Linked DNA regions of Homo sapiens: regions 1 and 2 are each linked to region 3. The links are chromatin loops, found by intact Hi-C in ENCODE. Cell type or tissue: heart right ventricle. All regions are shown on one strand. Links, peaks and the distances in the headings refer to the core of each region. The heading gives the core; the rest is flanking DNA. Region 1 overlaps NUP133 (nucleoporin 133). Region 2 overlaps NUP133 (nucleoporin 133). Region 3 has its middle 28 kb from the start of CCSAP.

Region 1 (6,063 bases), core at 433-5,432, 82 kb before region 3:
CATTGTATAATACAGTTGCCCTAGACTCTTCAAAAACTTTACCAACATGAAAGACAAAAGACAGGCTGTTTTAGATGAAAGGAACCTAAGAGCCATGACACAGAAGCAAATGCAGAGCGAGATTCTTGATCCTGAATCACCCTCAAAATAACCGTAACAGTTATGGTGAATGTTTTGGAAACAAGTGGGAGAAAGTTTGAACATACTTAGTATTAGATGATATAACTGTATTGATGTTAAATTATATAAGCCTGATAATCGTATTGTGGTTGAATGTCCTTGTTTTTAGGAGATACATGCTGAGTATTTAGAAATGAAATGTCATGATGTCTGCAACCTTCATATGCTGAAAAAAAATTACCTATATACATAGAGAAAGCAAAAGGGACAGAGTGTTAGCAACAGATGACTCTAGCTGGAGGATATAACGTGCACATTGGCATTTTAAAATTTTTTCTGTAGATTTGGACTTTTTCTGTTTTTTATTTTTATTTATTTATTTTCTCTGAGACAGGGTCTCACTCTGTTGCCCAGGCTGGAGCACAGTGGCACAATCATGGCTCACTGCAGCCTCGGACTCCTAGACTCAGGTGATGCTCTTGCTTCAGCCTCCCCAGTAGCTGGGACTACAGGTGCATGCTCCCATGCCCGGCTAATTTTTGTATTTTTTTGTAGAGATGGGGTTTCACCATGTGTACCCAGGCTGGTCTCAAAACTTCTGGGCTCAAGCAGTGTGCCCACCTCGGCCTCCAAAGTGCTGGGATTATAGACATGAGCCACCACACCCAGCCTGGAATTTTTCAAAATAAAAATTGGAGCGGGGAATCTCAGCTATGTGGTTTGGATCAAGTATATGCAGATATGGATATCTGGTTATGTGGCTTATCCACAGAGTCCAGCCTAAGATCTGGGTTTAAATTATACTGCTGTCATTTTTTTCCTTTTGAGGGAGTGGATATAGTAGAAAGAATTGGGATTTCAATATTTTCTCCAGAACTTACTAGCTTTGTGACCTTGGATAGTTAATTTATGCTCCTTCGCCTCAGTTTGTTCATCTATAACAAGGGTAGTTGTAAGGATTGAGGACACTGTCTTGGGAAAAATGGCTTGCATATATTAAGTACTCAATAAATTATAGGTATTAGCCCCTTTTATTAAAATTATTTTTTACTGTTTGGGATAATCTTCCTTCAATCTTTTTATTTTTTGCACTAGTAGCGCCTGTTCTAAAAAAAGTGTGTTTATATTCTATAGGACTGGCTGATAGTCTAAGAGGGGAAGCCATATTTTAGCCTGGCCACCAGAGGTAGATCATGTTAATCAAAGCATTTTAACCAAGGCTTTCCTGTTTCTTCTTTCTCCCTGCTTTGCATTTGATCACTTCTTAGCTTTTATTTCTTAACGCGATGGGAACATTTGCAGGTCTCAGTGATTCTACAGACTGTTAGCACAATGTGTCTAATCGGAGGGGATAGACTTTTTAAAAATAACTCTTCTGGTAGTTAAATAATTCCTCATGGAAAATGTGTAAATTATAGAAAAAATTCAATAGGAAAAATAAGTTGTCTGTAGTCCTACCTCCCCGGAGATAGCCACTGGTACTGTTTTGTGGGTTTCCTCCCAGTCTGATTTTCTAGGTACAGAAATGGACAAAAGTGTTCCATTTAATTTTTCCAAAACCAGGATCACGGGGAATGCTGCCAGTATTTGAGCGAAAGTATCTGTGTTTTGGTCACTGTTTTGCTGTGAATGCTGTGTTTATGAGGCTGCCTAGCAGTTTTCACCCTTTCCTGCAACTCAGCACATTCCCTGGGGCGGAGTCAGGTCATGGGCTGCAACCTGGAGAGTTTATGGCAAACAGAAGCCCCTGTTACCTCATCCAATGGAGATAACCCTTGCTGCCTAGGAGATGTGCTGTATATTCTTCCAGGTCTTGTTTTTCTTGATAGACTCATGGTAGCTTTTACATCATTTCCATTTGCGAATGAAACTCAGTTGACCCTTGAACAACATGAGCTTGAACTGCATGGGTCCACTTACATGCAGATTATTTTCAATCAATATATTTCGGAGATTTTCAACAACATGAAAACACTCATAGATATACACCATGTATAACTGTGTAGCCTAGATATACCAAAAAAAAATTAAGAAAAAGACAGGTTATGAATACATAAAACATATGTAGTCTATTTTATCATTTACTACCATAGAACATACACAGGTCTGTTATAAAAAGTTAAAATTTATCAACACACAAACACAGACCTCACATAGCACCATTCACAGTGGAGGCAAATGTAAACAATGTAAATAGGCAGCATTAAATCACAGAATTAACTAATACATACTGTACTTACTGTAATAATTTCATAGCCACCTCCTATTGCTATTGTGGGCAAGTGTCCGCTTGCTGAAGTGTTAACAGTATTCAATTAAAACCCCAATTAAAGTGATGATCCAGTTAAAATGATTCTGATCATCTCTGTTTGAGAAGTTTGTCTACACCCCAGTAAATTGCCTATTGCAGCAAAAAGTAAATTTCCTATTGCAGTAAGAAGTGATTTCTCATAGTTCTCGAGTATTTTTTCCTGTGTTTAATGCAATACCATAAACCTTAAATAACACCTTGAGACTCATATGAAGTGCCACTAGGTGATGCTAGACATGCTCCCAAGAAGCCTAGGAAAGTCGTGACATTACAAGAAGTGGAATTGCTTGATATGCACCACAGACTGAGGTCTGCAGTTTTGGCTATCCCCATTTCAATATAAATTAGTCTAGCTTAATGACCATTATTTTTTAAAAAATGGAAATTTGTGAAGCTGGCAGCAGCAGTTAAGCTTTTGGGGAGTCGAAAGTTACCCTCCCAACACTTTGGGAGGCTAGAACAGGAGGATCACTCAAGCCCAAGAGTTTGAGACCAGCCTGGGCAGCATAGCAAGACCCCATCTCTTTAAAAAGTTATGCTGGGATTTTTGACAGCACGGGAGCTTAGTGGCCCATCCCCCTTGTTATTCAAGGGCCAACTATATACTATAAATTCTAGTGGGAAAAATTTTACTGAATTATAAAATATGATGGAGAGATCTCCACACTTAGGAAGCTTATACCTCATGAAATAGCTATCTGCTCTCCAACTTCTTCAAGCATTGAACGTATTTCCTTACTTGTTCTCTTCCCTCCTATTTCTCGTTGCTGTGATAATTCTTAGGACTTTGATCAAACCATGGATATGTTGTAAACATAACCGGCAATCAAGAATAAGAATTAAAAGCATTCTGAGATCATTGAATAAAGATAGGTTTACCTCTGGAGCTATTTTTTTCTTTTAAAATTCAGATTTGTTTTATGACAGCAAAAATGAGAGCAAAAGTCAAATTTCATCATATTCTCTTTCCCTCCCTCTCATCTTGAATACTAGAAATGGCTGAGCAGGAGCGCTTTCTACTGCATCAGGAGACCCTACCTGAACAGCTGCTGGCGGAGAAACAGCTAAATCTCAGTGCGATGCCAGTATTGACTGCACCACAACTCATTGGTGTATGTGCTTTTCAAATCCTTAACGCTATTTCTTAAACTCAAAACCTTTTTGGTGTTTGTTGGGCCATGTAGTATAGTTCCTAAGAGGAGTTATTGTTCTACTGCCTACCTTCCAGAAAACTCCCCTAGAAAAACGTTGTTTGAAGCTGTTTGGGAACAGAAAGCTAATTAGAGAAAAATTAATCAGCATCTGCCTCCCCATACACCTCCACCTAAAGGTGCTTTATCTAGGTGACCAGGAGAAATTACTTATATTTTGCTTTTCTAGTATAGGACAAATAAGTACCATGAGATAACTTTATTTCCCCCACAAAATTACTTTTCAAGCTCTTCTATAAGAAAAAATGGATTAAGGAACTCAGTTTACATGGTCTAGCAGTTCTGTCCTTACCCCTTTCCTCTGCAACCCAACACATCCCCGAGGGCAGAGCCAGAATACGGACTGCAGTCTAGAGAAGAAGCATCTCTTTGCCAGAGTGATGTAGGATCACCTTAAATGTGTTCTATCTATATGAAAAGGCAAACAATTAAAATACATTAGCATTTTAGCCATTATTAGTAACAGATTTCCTGTTATAACTGAATTTACAACAGCCTCTCCTGATAGAATATATATTTAATTTGGAAATGGAAGTTACTCTCTATTGTAACTCACTATTGAGTATCACTAAGAAAAAAGTAGTGCCGATTTTACTCTAATGCATTATTAATTTTAATACCACAGTCCAATTTCAGAGATGGTGGAGTAAAAAGGATGTTCAAGAACAACAAAATAAAACTATTATCTTTTGAGTGCTGTAAGACAATGAACACAAGCAGATAGCTTTTTTTCTGAAATGGTCTGAGTATTGTTGCTATTAAAGGATTACACATACAATTTTTAAAAAATGAAATTATAGTTTTTGGGAAAGGAAGATGGGAAAAATTCAAATTGATATTTTTAATAAGGCAAGTATTTTTCTGACCATAAAAATTACAGGAAATTTGAAGAATACAGAAATGAGTATGCAGTCAGCTGTAATCTAACCAGGGATAAGTGTTGGTAACATGTTGATGTGTTTTTTTATTAAGTGAATATAGATCAACTGTACACTTTATTGTAGGTCTCAATTTTTTTTTAGAGACAAGATCTTGGTATTGCTCGGGCTGTCAGGCTGGAGTGCAGTGGCCCTGTCACAGCTCACTGCAGCCTTGACCTCCCAAGCTCAGGTGACCCTCCTACCTCAGCCTCTGGAGTAGCTGGGACCACAGGTGTGCACCACTGTACCCAGCTAATTTTTATACTTTTTGTAGAGACGAGGTTTCTCCATGTTGCCCAGGCTGGTCTCGAACTCCTGTTCTCAAGGAATCTGCCTGCCTCGGCCTCCCAAAGAGCTGGGATTATAGACATGAGCCACTGTGCCGTGCCTAAAATATGCATTTTTTAAAAAGACAGTTTATTTTAAGGTGGATGCAATACAGTTTCCAAATATGAGACTGTTTTTACTATAAAAATACAACTGGCCAGGTGCAGTGGCTCACGCCTAAAATCCCAGCTCTTTGGATGGCCAAGGCAGGCGGATCACTTGAAGTCAGGAGTTTGAGACCAGCCTGGCCAACAGGGTGAAATCTTCTCTACTAAAAATACAAAAATTAGCCAGGTGTGGTGATGGATTCCTGTAATCCCAGCTACTCAGGAGGCTGAGGCAGGAGAATCACTTGAACCTGGGAGGCAGAAGTTTCAGTGAGCTGAGATCGTGCCACTGCAATCCAGCCTGGGTGACAGAGCAAGACTTTGTCTCAAAAAAAACAAACAAACAAACAAACAAAAAACAAACTACAACTTCCTTACAAGACATAATGACTTCTTTTCTCCATAAATGTCTCTAGTATTAGTTACATGATTGTATAATCTTCTACCTTATTTTAACTTGTCATAGCTATATATCTGTGAAGAAAATAGAAGAGCTAATGAATATGATTTCAAGAAAGCTTTGGACTTGTTGGAATATATTGATGAGGTAAGTAAAATTGCTTGAGATGATCTCAGGCAACTGAATACATATATAAAAAGAGGGAGATCCCTCTTTTAGTCAATCATGAAAATGAATTAAGCAAAAAAGACTGTATCTGTGGTTCAACTACCTTTAATCCTTAGAATGTAAACAACTCTTCAGAAAAGCTGTCAAGGTCAAGAGACTCCCTTTTGTGATAATTCTCACACATTCCTGGGTATCTTTTTTTGTGCACAGATAAATACTGCTTTTCAAAGTCCTGAAATATTTTTTTGTCTTTCATTTATTAAGTCATTAGTTTCTGAAGGTAATATACGACTTTATCAGTTTATTCTGGCTGGGTGCAGTGGCTCACGCCTGTAATCCCAGCACTTTGGGAGGCCGAGGCAGACAGATCACCTGAGGTTGGGAGTTTGAGGCCAGCCTGGCAAACATGGTGAAACTCCACCTCTACTAAAAATACAAAAAAATACAAAAAAAAAAAAATTAGATGGGTATGGTGGCGCACGCCTGTAATCCCAGCTAC
Region 2 (6,063 bases), core at 642-5,641, 110 kb before region 3:
CCTTTATCATTCTAACATAAATTTTTTTCATTGTAATGACAATGTAAATATTGTTTATGGTTTGCTGATCCCAAATACTGATTACATGTCCTTTATTATAGAACTTTGTGTGACTCTTGGAGTGTATAATGACCTCGTTTTGTATTTTCTCACTTTCCTTTCATATGTGACTTAATCTTTTTACACACTCCAGGAGTTCTGTAGAGTGCCCCTCAATGTAGTTTTTCCCAAAGTCAAGTCTCCAGAAACCTTCCATCTGCACAGCTGTCATCCCAGAACTTCCCTTTTCTATTGTCCTCAAATCCTCAGGACCTGTCCTCTGCACCATGCATAGGTGGCCTCATCTCCTGTCAGCGGGGCCATTTCCCATTCCTTCTGCTTTCTATCTTCCTTTGTTGTAGTTAGTATCACAGATATTTCCAAGGAGCTTGTATTTCTGTTTCTTTTTATTCTGGGATGATTTTTTGAGAGGAATAGCCAGGTAAAAATTACCAATTTTATTCTGTTGTCTTGAAACCTGAAATATCCTATCCATAAGATTTTTATCATTCTTTTACAGAAGACTAAAAATAATTAATACTGTTTGGGGTAATTTCCATTTGAATAGTGTATGAAATATATAGACTACCTCTGTAATTCAAATTAAAGTGATTAAGTGTAGTTTTAAAGGAAAGAAACAATTTTTAACTTTTTTTTCTTTTCACAAAAGGGATTAATACCTTGCATTTTGTATTTTGTAATTATACAAAATTATACAAAGTACAAAATACCTTGTATTTTGTAATTAATACGATTACAAAAAAGGATTAATATCTATTTTGTAATTGTATGGTTATTATAATACTGTTATACATTCTGAAGCAATTTTATAGTATTCCATTTCTTTAAAATTTTTCTAAACCGTTGTTTAAATTTGTAATCAACCATTATGCTTAGGTAGTATACACTGTGATGAGTCGTGTAAGAGCAAACCTATAAAAAGATTCTGTTAATTATGATGAAATGTCCAAATTATTTTACTTACAACATAATCCCTGAATTACCTGTACCTTTTCTGTATGACTTTGGTTGATCATTTGATGCTATTTATAGTGTTTCAATAAGTATATGAATAATTGGTATGGACCAAGCTTGTCCAACCCACAACCCATGGGCTGCATGCGGCCCAGGATGGCTTTGAATGCAGCCCAACACAAATTCGTAAACTTGCTTGAAACATAAATTTTTTTTTTTTTAACTCATCAGCTATCATTAATGTTAGTGTATTTTATGTGTGGGCCAAGACGATTCTTCCAGTGTGGCCCAAGGAAGCCAAAAGATTGGACACCCCTGGTACAGACAATACGGCAAACAGCTCGTGTATATGCGGAGTTGCTATCATAGGATGGGTGCAGTTTTTAGTCCAATAATTAAGAATATTCAGATGCCTTTACCTCTAAACTATACTTTGTTATTTTGCAGAGTATGATTTTTGAGACCACTACAAAGAATGAAACTATAGCCCAGGAAGATAAAATCAAGTTGCTGAAAGCTGCCTTTCTGCAATACTGCAGGTATAACATGTTTTTTAAATTATGGATTATTTTATGTGTGAGGATATGTTTTACTGACATGTGCTACTTATTGACTGGTGGGAGCAAGTTGGAGGAATGATGCTATCAAGAGGAGAATGTTTTTTTGAGCTTTAGCACTTTAATAAACTGTTCTTCTGAACTTAGTAGCCATGGGAGGGTTCCAGCTAGCTAGGTTAGGGAAAAAACATGGGCTCTAACATACTCTCTCCACTTCATGAAAAACAATGTACCATTAAAAATGGTGATCATGAAGACATCTTGCAAGGGTCTTTTACGTATAACGTTAAGGTGCAAATAAGTTGCTTACAAAGTTTTTTTTTTTTTTTTTTTTTTTTTGAGACACTCCGTCGCCCAGGCTAGAGTGCAGTGGCGCGATCTTGGCTCACTGCAAACTCCGCCTCCCGGGTTCAAGCGATTCTCCTGCCTCAGCCTCCCAAGTAGCTGGGACTGCAGGCGTGTACCACTACACCTAGCTAATTTTTTTATTTTTAGTAGAGATGGAGTTTCACCATGTTGGCCAGGCTAGTCTCAAACTCCTGATTTTAGGCTGACTCCTAAAGTGCTGGGATTACAGGCGTGAGCCACCACTTCCAGCCGCATGCAAAGTTTTATTGGTAATATTAAAGAATTATGGCCTGGTGTGGTGGCTCACACCTGTAATTCCAGCACTTTGGGAGGCTGAGGCAGAAGGATCTCTTGAGCCCGGAAGTTCGAGACCAGTCTGGACAACATAGACCTCATCTCTACAAAGAAAAATTTTAAAAATAATTAGCCGGGCATGGTGATGCACGCCTCTAGTCCCAGCTACTCAGAGGCTGAGTTGGGAGGATCATATGAGCCCGGGAGGCCAAGTCTACTGTGAGCCATAATCACACCACTGCATTCTAGCCTGAGTGACAGATCAAGTCCCTGTCTCAAAAAAAGCAAAAGAATTAGACCTGGCCTATTAGTTGAGTTTTGCTTTACGCAAAATCACCACAAACCTTAGTGACTCATTTAACATAGCTGACAATTCTGCAGTTTGACTGTTGGGGCTGGACTCGGGGCAGTTTTACTTTTCGGAGTAGGCTCACTCATTTTGGTCTGCAGCTGGGCTGGCTGCTCTTTACCGTACTCACATTTCTGGGCCATAGGCTGGCCAGCTCGCTCTCTATTCCTGTGATGTCTCCTCAACTAGCAGGCTGCCCTGGGCTTATTCATGTATCACAGGGTTCTAGAGTGGCAAGAGAACAAGTGTCAGTGCACACTCTTTAAGTCTTTGCTTGGATGGCGTTTGCTAGTGTCCTGTTGGCCAGAGCAAGTCCAGCTGTAGTGAGAGCGTGCCTAAGCAGATGCGCGTATGGGGTGGGGAGTGATTGTCCTCACTTGGTCACACTTGCTGCTCTAATACTCTTCTGGGTTTAAGGCAAATGCAGATTTCAGTTTATCTTAGACATGTATTCTGCTCATGTATTCTGGTACTTTCCTTAAAAGGTATGGCAAATTCACATTTGAATAAATACTCAGGAAAATGGTGATCCAGCCCCCCTGCTCTGCCCCTTGTTAGCTGTGGGAAACTTTGGACAGATGCTGAACATTTCTGCCATTGTGTTTCTGTTTCTTCCTTTTCGAAGTATTGAGTGGGGTGGGAGTTAGCATGGCTAAAGGATCATTAGTTTATCGTCAGATCTTTGTTTTGAAGGAATATACTGAGTGTACTACCTTCATTTCCCCCAGTTCTGAGCCCATGGTTCCATAATCCCACTCATACTGGTGTCTGATGCATAGCGGCTCACTCACAGAGACAACAGATTCCAAAGTGCTTTTACAGTTCTAACATTCTGTACCTCGTGATCTACTGAGCTTAGTTTGTCACCAGAAGGGGGCACCATTAGGCAAGTTTTTTGTTTCTGTTTAAAATTATATTCTTTTAATCTTGTTCTTTTACATGGTTCAGTCTTCAAAAATCTCAGTTGAAGTACTGTGTTTTTATCTTTCACAAGTTTATCCTGTAATTAAAATTCTGTCACATTTGTGGCATCTCAAAATGTAAATGATAATGCAGCAAGTGACCAGTCATTAGATTTGTTTCCTGTGGCTGCCATAACAAATCACCACAAGCCAGGAGCTTCAAACAACGCAAGTGTCTTCTCTCACAGTTCTGGAGGCCAGAAGTCTGAGAGCGAGGCATGAGCAGGGCCCTCCCTCTGAAAGCTCTGAGAAAGGATCTGTCTTCACCTCTCTCAGCTCCGGGTGGCTGCTAGCAATCCTTGGTTTGTAGATGTGTCACTCCAGTTTCTGCCTCCATTGTCACGTAGCTGTCCTCACATTCACATGGCCTTTTTTTTTTTTTTTGAGACAGAGTCTCACTCTGTCATCCAGGCCAGAGTGCAGTGGTGTGATCTCGGCTCACTGCAACCTCTGCCTCCCTGGTTCAAGCAATTCTTCTGCCTCAGCCTCCCAAGCAGCAGGTGCACACTGCCATGCCCGGCTAATTTTTTGAATTTTTAATAGAGACGAGGTTTCACCATGTTGGCCAGGCTGGGCTCAAACTCCTGGACTCAAGATCCACCCACCACAGCCTCCCAGAGTGCTGGGATTACAGGTGTGAGCCACCATGCCCAGCCCACGTGGCCTTCTTATAAGGACATCAGTCATTGGATTTAGACTCATCATAATTTAACAAATTGTATCTGCAAAAACCTTATTTCCAAATAAGGTTGCATTTTGAGGCACTGGGTAGATATGAATTTGTGGGAGACACTATTCAACCTGGTGTAGTCATCTTAAGATGTTTTACAGGGGAAAATTATTAGGCACAAGAAGGGACCCCTGATCTAAGTCCTGAGCAAGCAGTACCCTCAGGAACAGTGTCATGGGCCCTGTAGCACAGCTGTGCTGAACTCATCCTGCCCAACATGGGTGAAGTACTATGGACTTAATAAGGGATGATTTCTGGGGGAGTGTCAGCTAGCTCTCTTAAAGATGTAGACTCCTTACAAACAGAATTGTGGTGCCTTTAAAGCTGGATTTCTCAACCCCATTAACATTGTCATTTGAGGCCGGGTGTGATGGTTCACACCTGTAATCCCAGTACTTTGGAGGCCAAGGCAGGCAGATCATTTGAGATCAGGACTTCGAGACCAGCCTGACCAACATGGTGAAACCTTGTCTCTTCTTAAAAAAAAAAAAAAAAAAAAATAGCTGGGTGTGGTGGCACATGCCTGTAATCTCAGCTACTCAGGAGACTGAGGCAGGAGAATCGCTTGAACCCAGGTGGCGGAGGTTGTAGTGAGCCGAGATCCCGTCACCGCACTCCAGCGGTGCATTGTAAGCTGTTTAACAGCATCACCAGCCACTTCCTGCTAGATGCCATTAGCACCCTTTCCCCCAACTTGTGATGCCCAAAGTTATCGTCAGACATTGCCAGATGGCCCCTGGGGTCACAATTGGTAGATAACACTTTTAAGTGTGACTGTCTGTTTAATCTTTTGCTAAGGTAATATTACTGTTTTTATAGCATCATTTCTTTGAAATTGATTTTTATGTTATTTTGGTTTTCATTTTATTTAGCCCAAAAAACACTAAATCTTTTGTTCATGAGAGTTTTGGGGAACTTTTTCTGTAATTTTTTATTAAATCTTGCCATAGTCACCTTTGTATTTTCATAACCTGTAGCGTGACTGGGTCACCAGCTTCACCCTGGCCTTTCACGCTTTCAAGAGTTTTTCTGCGTTTCTCCAGTCAGCTGTGTCTCCTGTTCTACCAAGGGACCATGACAGCCCTTTTCCAGTCTCCTCCCACTTCCCTCAGACTTAGCAGAGGACTTAACTTCCTACTTCACAGAGATCACAGAAGCCCTTGATAAGAGCTCCCTGTACCTCCTAGCTTACTAGCTATGAATGTATCTGGATCCCAAATCCTGTTCCTCTTTCCCTCCCAATAAAGTAGGAAGTGTACTCTTCTTCCTATCAGAGACTGCTCTTTGTTTTGAAGGCCACTCTCTCCTGCTTCACTTAAGACTACATCCTTTCAGTTCTCCCTTTCCTCTGTCCTTTGACCTTTCTCGTGCTGGCTCCTTCTCATCAGCAATTAATCATATTTAGTCTGCCATTTGTAAAAAGACCAGTCTTTGACTTTGCGTCCTTTGAGTTACCACCTTATCTGTTTGTTCCTGTTGATGGCTAAACCACCTGAAAGGATGTCTACATTCTCAGTTGTCGACCACATTCCCTCTCTGTCTACTCCCTCGGTGATCTTTTCTCCTCCTTGGCTTCATTTGCTGAAGAAACAGATGTACCATGACCCGGGCCATTATGTGAAAATGGAGAGTGTCCAGCAGCAGTACATATTTCATAGGCACTTGAGTTTCAACGTATCCAAAACCGAGCTTATCTTCTCCAAAGCTTATTCTTCCATCCTTACCCCCTGCTCCAGTGACAAGCACTACCATCTCTTCAGTTCAAAGCAACAACAGAGGAGTCATTCTTATACAGTTGTTCCCCCTTAC
Region 3 (6,063 bases), core at 685-5,684:
TTGGTAAAGTCTGAGGTCCCAGATTCCTGAGCCTGGATTAAAACAGGGCCAGCTCTTTTTCTTTTTTTTTATTTTTTTGAGTCAGGGTCTTGGCTGGACACAGTGGCTCACACCTGTAATCCTAGCACTTTAGGAGGCCAAGGCAGGTGGACCACTTGAGCTCCAGAGTTCGAGATCAGCCTGGGCAACATGGAGAAACCCCATCTCTACAAAAACAAAAACAAAACAAAACAAAAAAGAGTCAGGGTCTTGCTGTGTTGCCCAGGCAAGACTCGAACTCCTGACCTCAGGCAATCCTCCAGGCTCAGCCTCCTGAGTAGCTGAAACTACCAGCTCATGCCCACCACGCCCGGCTCACAGTCCAACTCTTAGGGTTGGAGTTGAGGGTGAGGGGCAGACACAGGGAAGGTATTTTCATGGATTCCTGAGGTGAGTTTGGAAACCAAGATCCTTACATAGGTAGGTGATAATCATGATTTAAAGTGTAGCTGGGGCAGAGCGGGAGGAAGTGGATGGGGTCGGGGTCAGCCTGAGAGACCAAGCCGGCTCACACATGCAGCTGGGATCCCCGTGGACACCAGGTGGTGGATCCCTGTCTCTCTGGCAGGAGGTTCTGCTGTGTATTATCCAGTTGTCCCACTGTAGGCAGGAGAGAATTTCCAGCCTCTTCTTTAGAAATCAACACTCTTCCTCCCAAGAGGGAGGTGACTCCTTGGTTTTGTACTGTTCTGTGGGGACCTGAAGCCCAGACTGTGTCAGTATACTTACTACTCTTCCTGTAAGCCTGGGCTTACCCCAACCCCACCCCACAGCACTCCTCAGACAGGGAGAGGGACAAGGGATCACAGAACCCTGGGTGGCCTCATCCTTCCTGGGGGCTTCTATCAGGCTCCCCACCTTGCTCTGACCCAGCTGCACCCTCACTTCTTGTGGACCTGCAGGTGGGCAGCACAAACTGAACCCTGGCTCCGCTACCCTCTTGCTGCTGAGCCTTGGCCCTCAAGCCCTGAGCTCTGGTGTGCATGCTCCCTGGGCAGAGAACACTGCTCAGTGGCCTAGGAATACAATGCGTCTGGGATGTGGTAAGCAGTTAAGTATTGATAAGGGCATCAGTGTGGTGGTGTCCTGCAGGAGAAAATCAATCCTTAGAGCAGCATTGCCCTGAGCTCACACTCCTGATCATGCAGAGTGCTAAGTAGATGGGTCAGCATCTTGGATGCCTTAGCTCTGCAATTTGGTTGTGTAAAGGAAAAAAGAAGATCTCAGGACCTCCCAAACTTAGGCAAAAGTGAAGATTAAGCCCTGAGGCCAAGTCATTGCAACATCCTCTTCCAAATGAACAGCAGTTACTGACATTAGGCATCAGTCCCCATGGAAAGGTAAAGGGAAGGCCTTAGGCATCTGTGAAGGACCAGAAGGGCTCCACCTCTACAGATCATTCATAAAGGAGTTATTTCCTGGCCTCCCATAAAAGAGGACATGCCAGTTGTAACTTGAGGCCTACAAGCCAAGTCTAGCTCCTAAAATGAGTCTGTTCCTTCCATACTGAGAATGTGGATTACATGCTTAACTTCCCAGGTGCAGAACAAAGTCAAGAGTCCTTCCTCCACCTTCCCTTCCTCCACCTTCCATGCACAATTGACTCTTCCTTTACTCTCTTTTTTCTCTTATGTAAAAATGTAGATTTACTAGGCACTAACTAAAGTCTCACAAGAATATATTAAGTTGGGGCAAACTAATTGTGGTTTTTGCCATTACGTGTAATTTTGCACCAACCTAACTATAAAACTATTCCCACTTGTCTGCCCCTCTTCCTACACGCCTGCCCCTACCCTCCTTTAAGTAAATGTATAAATACAAAACTTCCTGAAAGCCTCTTTGGAAAAACAGCCACAGATGTGTCTGTGGCTTGTGTTTTTCCAGATGTTCCCTAAAGTGGCTGAATAAACCTACGCCTCAGTCCCTCATTTCGGTTGTCAGGTGACATGTGTTGTGTTTCAAACCACAGCCCTTGGTGTTCTACAAGCTGTGGATGGACACCGTCTGCCCGGGTTTAGGTGGAATACCACCAGGTAAGGATGTTTGCTCTCTGAATCACTTCTGCCGGGCACTCTCCAAGTAGATTCCATTCCTATTTCTCAGGACAAGCTGGATCTAGTCCTCCGTCAGTAGTTGTGAGAAGATGCTGTTGAGTTCTCCACTGAGGTGTTGTGAGAGGACTGGGCTGAATGTAATGGCAAATCAGAAAGCTTAGAAAGGGGCCAGACACAGTGGCTCATGCCTGTAATCCCAGCACTTTGGGAGGTCAAGGTGGGTGGATCACTTGAGGTCAGGTGTTCGAGACCAGCCTGGCCAACATGGCAAAACCCCATCTTTACTAAAAAAAAAAAAAAATACAAAAATTAGCCAGGTGTGGTGGCACATACCTGTACTTCCGGCTACTTGGGAGGCTGAGGCAGGAGACTCGCTTGAACCCAGGAGGTGGAGGTTGCAGTGAGCCCAGATCGCACCACTGCACTCCAGCCTGGGTGACAGAATGAGACTCCGTATCCAAAAAAAGAAAAGAAAAAGAAAAAAGAAAGAAAGCTTAGAAAGGGTTTCCAGCTTCTCAAACAAATTAGGTCATCAGTGTCTTTAGGAACTAAGTCATATATTAATATTCTATTTTGCATCTCAATTCTTTACATCTCCCCCTCAAACTTAGTTCCCCAACCTCTAAGGAATTTTTCCATCACATGCTGAATAATCCGTTGTTGTCATAAAACCCCAAATCCGAATCCCAAAGGAAATTAATCTGAAAATCCTTGATTCTGTAAAGGGCTTGGTTTGCTACTTTCATTTCATGCAAACTGCCTGCCGAAAAAGAACTGTAAAATTTCTCTCCTTTCTTATCCAGTGAGTGCCCTTTTTTGTGTGTGTGCAGGAAGGCTCCTAAGCCACTGCAGAGAAGTGGGGAGCTATTTATAAATGCGGCACACGATGATGCTGGGCTCGGCAAGTGCATCACCCAGAACTGGATGTTTAGGGGGAGGACATGGTATCATTTACCCTCTAATCTGCCCTGGCCTGCTGCCCAGGGAATGCCATCTGAGCCCTTGAGGGAGCCCCATGGGGAAGTTCAGTCCCTGAGGACCCCAGCTGGTTGGTTTGAAAATGTCTGCAGCTGTAACTTGCACCGGGCGTGGAGAACTCACTGGCACTCAATATTCTGTGTCAATTCATACCCCCAGAGAAGTTTTCATGAGTTACGATGGAGACCGGAGTTTCCCACAGCCCCAGCATCCTGAGCTGTCCTCTGAGGTAACAGCAGAGTGCAGGGCAGAGTGAGATATTTTAACCAAGCTGCAGACTCCAAGCCCAGATGATCTAGAACTGGGCTTTCCGATGGTGCTCCGTGCTCCTGGATATAATTTGAAACTTTTTTTTTAATGATTTTTAATGCATCACAGGGAATGGTAGAAGTACCAAAAAGATTAGAATCGTGTAGGCATCTCTTTATTTTTTTGAAAAGGAAAATAGAGTAGATCATAAGAAACTGTCGGGTTGCTTGACATAGCTTCCTGAAAACTCCTGGGGTTGATTGCTGAGCATATGATTTATGAACATTAGGAAGAAATACAGAGATTGCCAGGAATCTGTGCTAGTTCAGAAGAGCAGGTCATGCCAAACTCACACTGTTCCTTGTTTAGAGGGTGGTACTTGGTTCATACCTCGGAATAATCCCATAGAAAGCATATTTTAACATTTTATACAGCATTTGACATAAAATCCCATGTATAAAATAAAGAACTATGGTCTGGGTGGTAGCACAATTGGATAGGTAAAAGAACAACTACAGTAAATAACCTGCACTGTCCCAATTACTCTGATTTGCTCATTACACATTGTACACATGTATCAAAATATTACATGTATCCCCAAAATATATACATCTATGATATATCAATTTTAAAAATAAAAAATAAAATAAGAGAGGAGAAAACCCTTGAAGGCAAGAACATGGGTCATATTTAAGGATCTCTTGATGTGGTTGCATAAGAGATTTTAGTTTGGGGTAGGTTAAATTTTAATCACTACATTCCCTTCCAACCACAGAACATCTATTCACAATGTAAATTTAAAAGGAGAAAACCACCTTGGGACTTTCAAAAATACTGCAATGTGGTTAGAATCCTAGAGTTCTCAAGATTTAAATATGTCTACCCCATATGTCATTTCCACATTCCTTTTTGAAGATTTGCTGTATTTTTATTTCTCACTAAATTTGCATGGGGGCAAGTATAATTATATATATATAATTATATAATACAAGAAAAAAAAACTGGACCAGTATTATCCTGGAGAATGAAGTAGTTAGTCTATTCTTGAATGTCAATGTTCAGAAATATTAATCTTGCTGCCAAATCTGTAAATAATAAAAAACTTATAGGGAAAGCTAGTATGTCAATGACCCAATTCAATTTAGAAGCTTGACAGGCCTGGAATGATGGGCTCAGACCAATAAGTCAAAAGCCAGCCCAGAGAAATGTCAAGTTTGGATTCAGATTTTTAACCATGGGGGAAACATCGTGGCAATTCACGTGAAAAAGAACTGGGGAGTCAAAATTAAAGAAACTTTTTTTTTTTTGAGACAGGTTTTCACTCTGTCACCCAGGCTGGAGTGCAGTGGTGCCATCACGTCTCACTGCAGCCTTGACCTCCTGGGCTCAAGGGATCCTTACACCTCAGCCTCCTGAGTAGTTGGGACTACAGGGGTGCACCACCATGCCTAGTAAACTTTTAAAATATTTTTGGTAGAGATGAGGTTTTGCCGTGTTGCCCAGGCTGGTCTCAAACTCCTGGGCTCAAGTGATCCTCCTGCCTTGGCCTCTTGGAGTGCTGAGATTACAGGCATGAGCTACCACGCCAAGCCAGAAACTTTTTAATGTTTAAAACATATGTATGTTTTTAGTTTTTTACTTTAAGAAAACCAACAAAATGCATATTATAAAAATCAGGAAAAAATAAAGAAGCGGTATAGAAGAAAATGCCCATATTCCCACCAAGGAGAAGCCATTTGTAAAGAAGCAAAGATGAGGCTGGGGAGGTGAGGAGTGAGCTTGGCCAGGGCTCAGGGGCATGGATTTGGTTTCTGAGGTTCCATTTCCTCATCGCTAATGCAAAGGGTTTGACTTGATGGTCTGTTAGGACCCTTCTCATGTTAGGATTGAATGACTTACTGATAGGATATGGCTGTCTCCAACAGCTGAAAGGCTCTGAGGCTATCAAAGGAAGCAGATTGAGCAATGCTGTTCTGAATTCCACAAGATGAAACCCCATCAGTGGGTGAGGTGACACTTAAGTAAACCAAGAAAACTTTACTCTCTATTTCCGAAACTAGAGAGGGCTACTTGTGCTATGGTTTGAATATGGTTTGTGTGGCCTTGCCAAGGCTCAGGTTGAAATTTAATCCCAGTGTTGGAGGTGGGGCCTGGTGGGAGGTATTCATGATCATGTTGGTGCATCTCTCCTCACAGTAATGAGTGAACTTTCCTTCTACCAGTTCCCACGAGAGTTTCCCTGAGAGCAAATTGTTAAAAAGAGCCTGGCACCTCCCTTCTCTATCTCTTGCTCCCCTTCTCTCACCTTATGACCACTGTTTCCCTTTACCTCTCACCACGAATAGCAGCAGCCTGAAGCCCTCCCCAGAAGCAGATCCTGGCACCATGCTTATTGTACAGCAAGCAGAACTGTGAGCCAAATAAAATAAACCTCTTTTCTTTATAAATTACCCAGTCTCAGGTCTTTCTTTATAACAACGCAAACTGACTAAGACAACTTGTCAAGTGTCAAGTACACTAATATGGGGTAAACCAATGATCACCTGTCACTTTCAGTTTGGCTAAGAGAAGATTTCTTTTTTTAGACAGAGTTTCGCTCTTGTTGTCCAGGCTGGAGCGCAATGGCATTATCTCGGCTTACTGCAACCTCCGCCTCCCAGGTTCAAGCAATTCTCCTGCCTCAGCCTCCCTAGTAGCTGGGATTACAGGCATGTGCCACCACGCCTGGCTAATTTTGTGTTTT

The links. A loop is a pair of places that touch in the nucleus more often than their neighbours do. Peaks named below come from ENCODE experiments on the same cell type or tissue, not always from the same donor. Only the 100,000 strongest peaks of a DNase experiment are listed, where the experiment ranks them.
Region 1: it touches region 3 in a loop (2.9-fold over the local background); 8 of 110 quality-filtered maps call a loop at or near these places.
Region 2: it touches region 3 in a loop (4-fold over the local background); 8 of 110 quality-filtered maps call a loop at or near these places.

Annotation. Positions count from the first base shown.
Region 1 is chr1:229,450,005-229,456,067 of GRCh38, reverse strand. NUP133 (nucleoporin 133) reads left to right here. Exons shown (of 26, transcript NM_018230.3): 22 at 3,425-3,543; 23 at 5,463-5,543. Among named protein-coding and RNA genes, the nearest start is that of ACTA1, 19 kb to the right of the region's middle. In heart right ventricle, for the core only: a CTCF peak has its summit at 2,635 (motif pointing right); no DNase peak of the experiment used is centred there.
Region 2 is chr1:229,479,544-229,485,606 of GRCh38, reverse strand. It overlaps NUP133 (nucleoporin 133), which reads left to right. Exons shown (of 26, transcript NM_018230.3): 12 at 1,462-1,553. Among named protein-coding and RNA genes, the nearest start is that of NUP133, 26 kb to the left of the region's middle. RefSeq lists an enhancer at 5,753-5,802. In heart right ventricle, for the core only: CTCF peaks have their summits at 3,242 and 3,448 (motif pointing right); no DNase peak of the experiment used is centred there; H3K27ac peaks cover 1,119 bases.
Region 3 is chr1:229,367,865-229,373,927 of GRCh38, reverse strand. No RefSeq gene overlaps it. Among named protein-coding and RNA genes, the nearest start is that of CCSAP, 28 kb to the right of the region's middle. RefSeq lists a silencer at 4,060-4,260. In heart right ventricle, for the core only: a CTCF peak has its summit at 3,135; a DNase peak (open chromatin) is centred at 3,067; H3K27ac peaks cover 681 bases.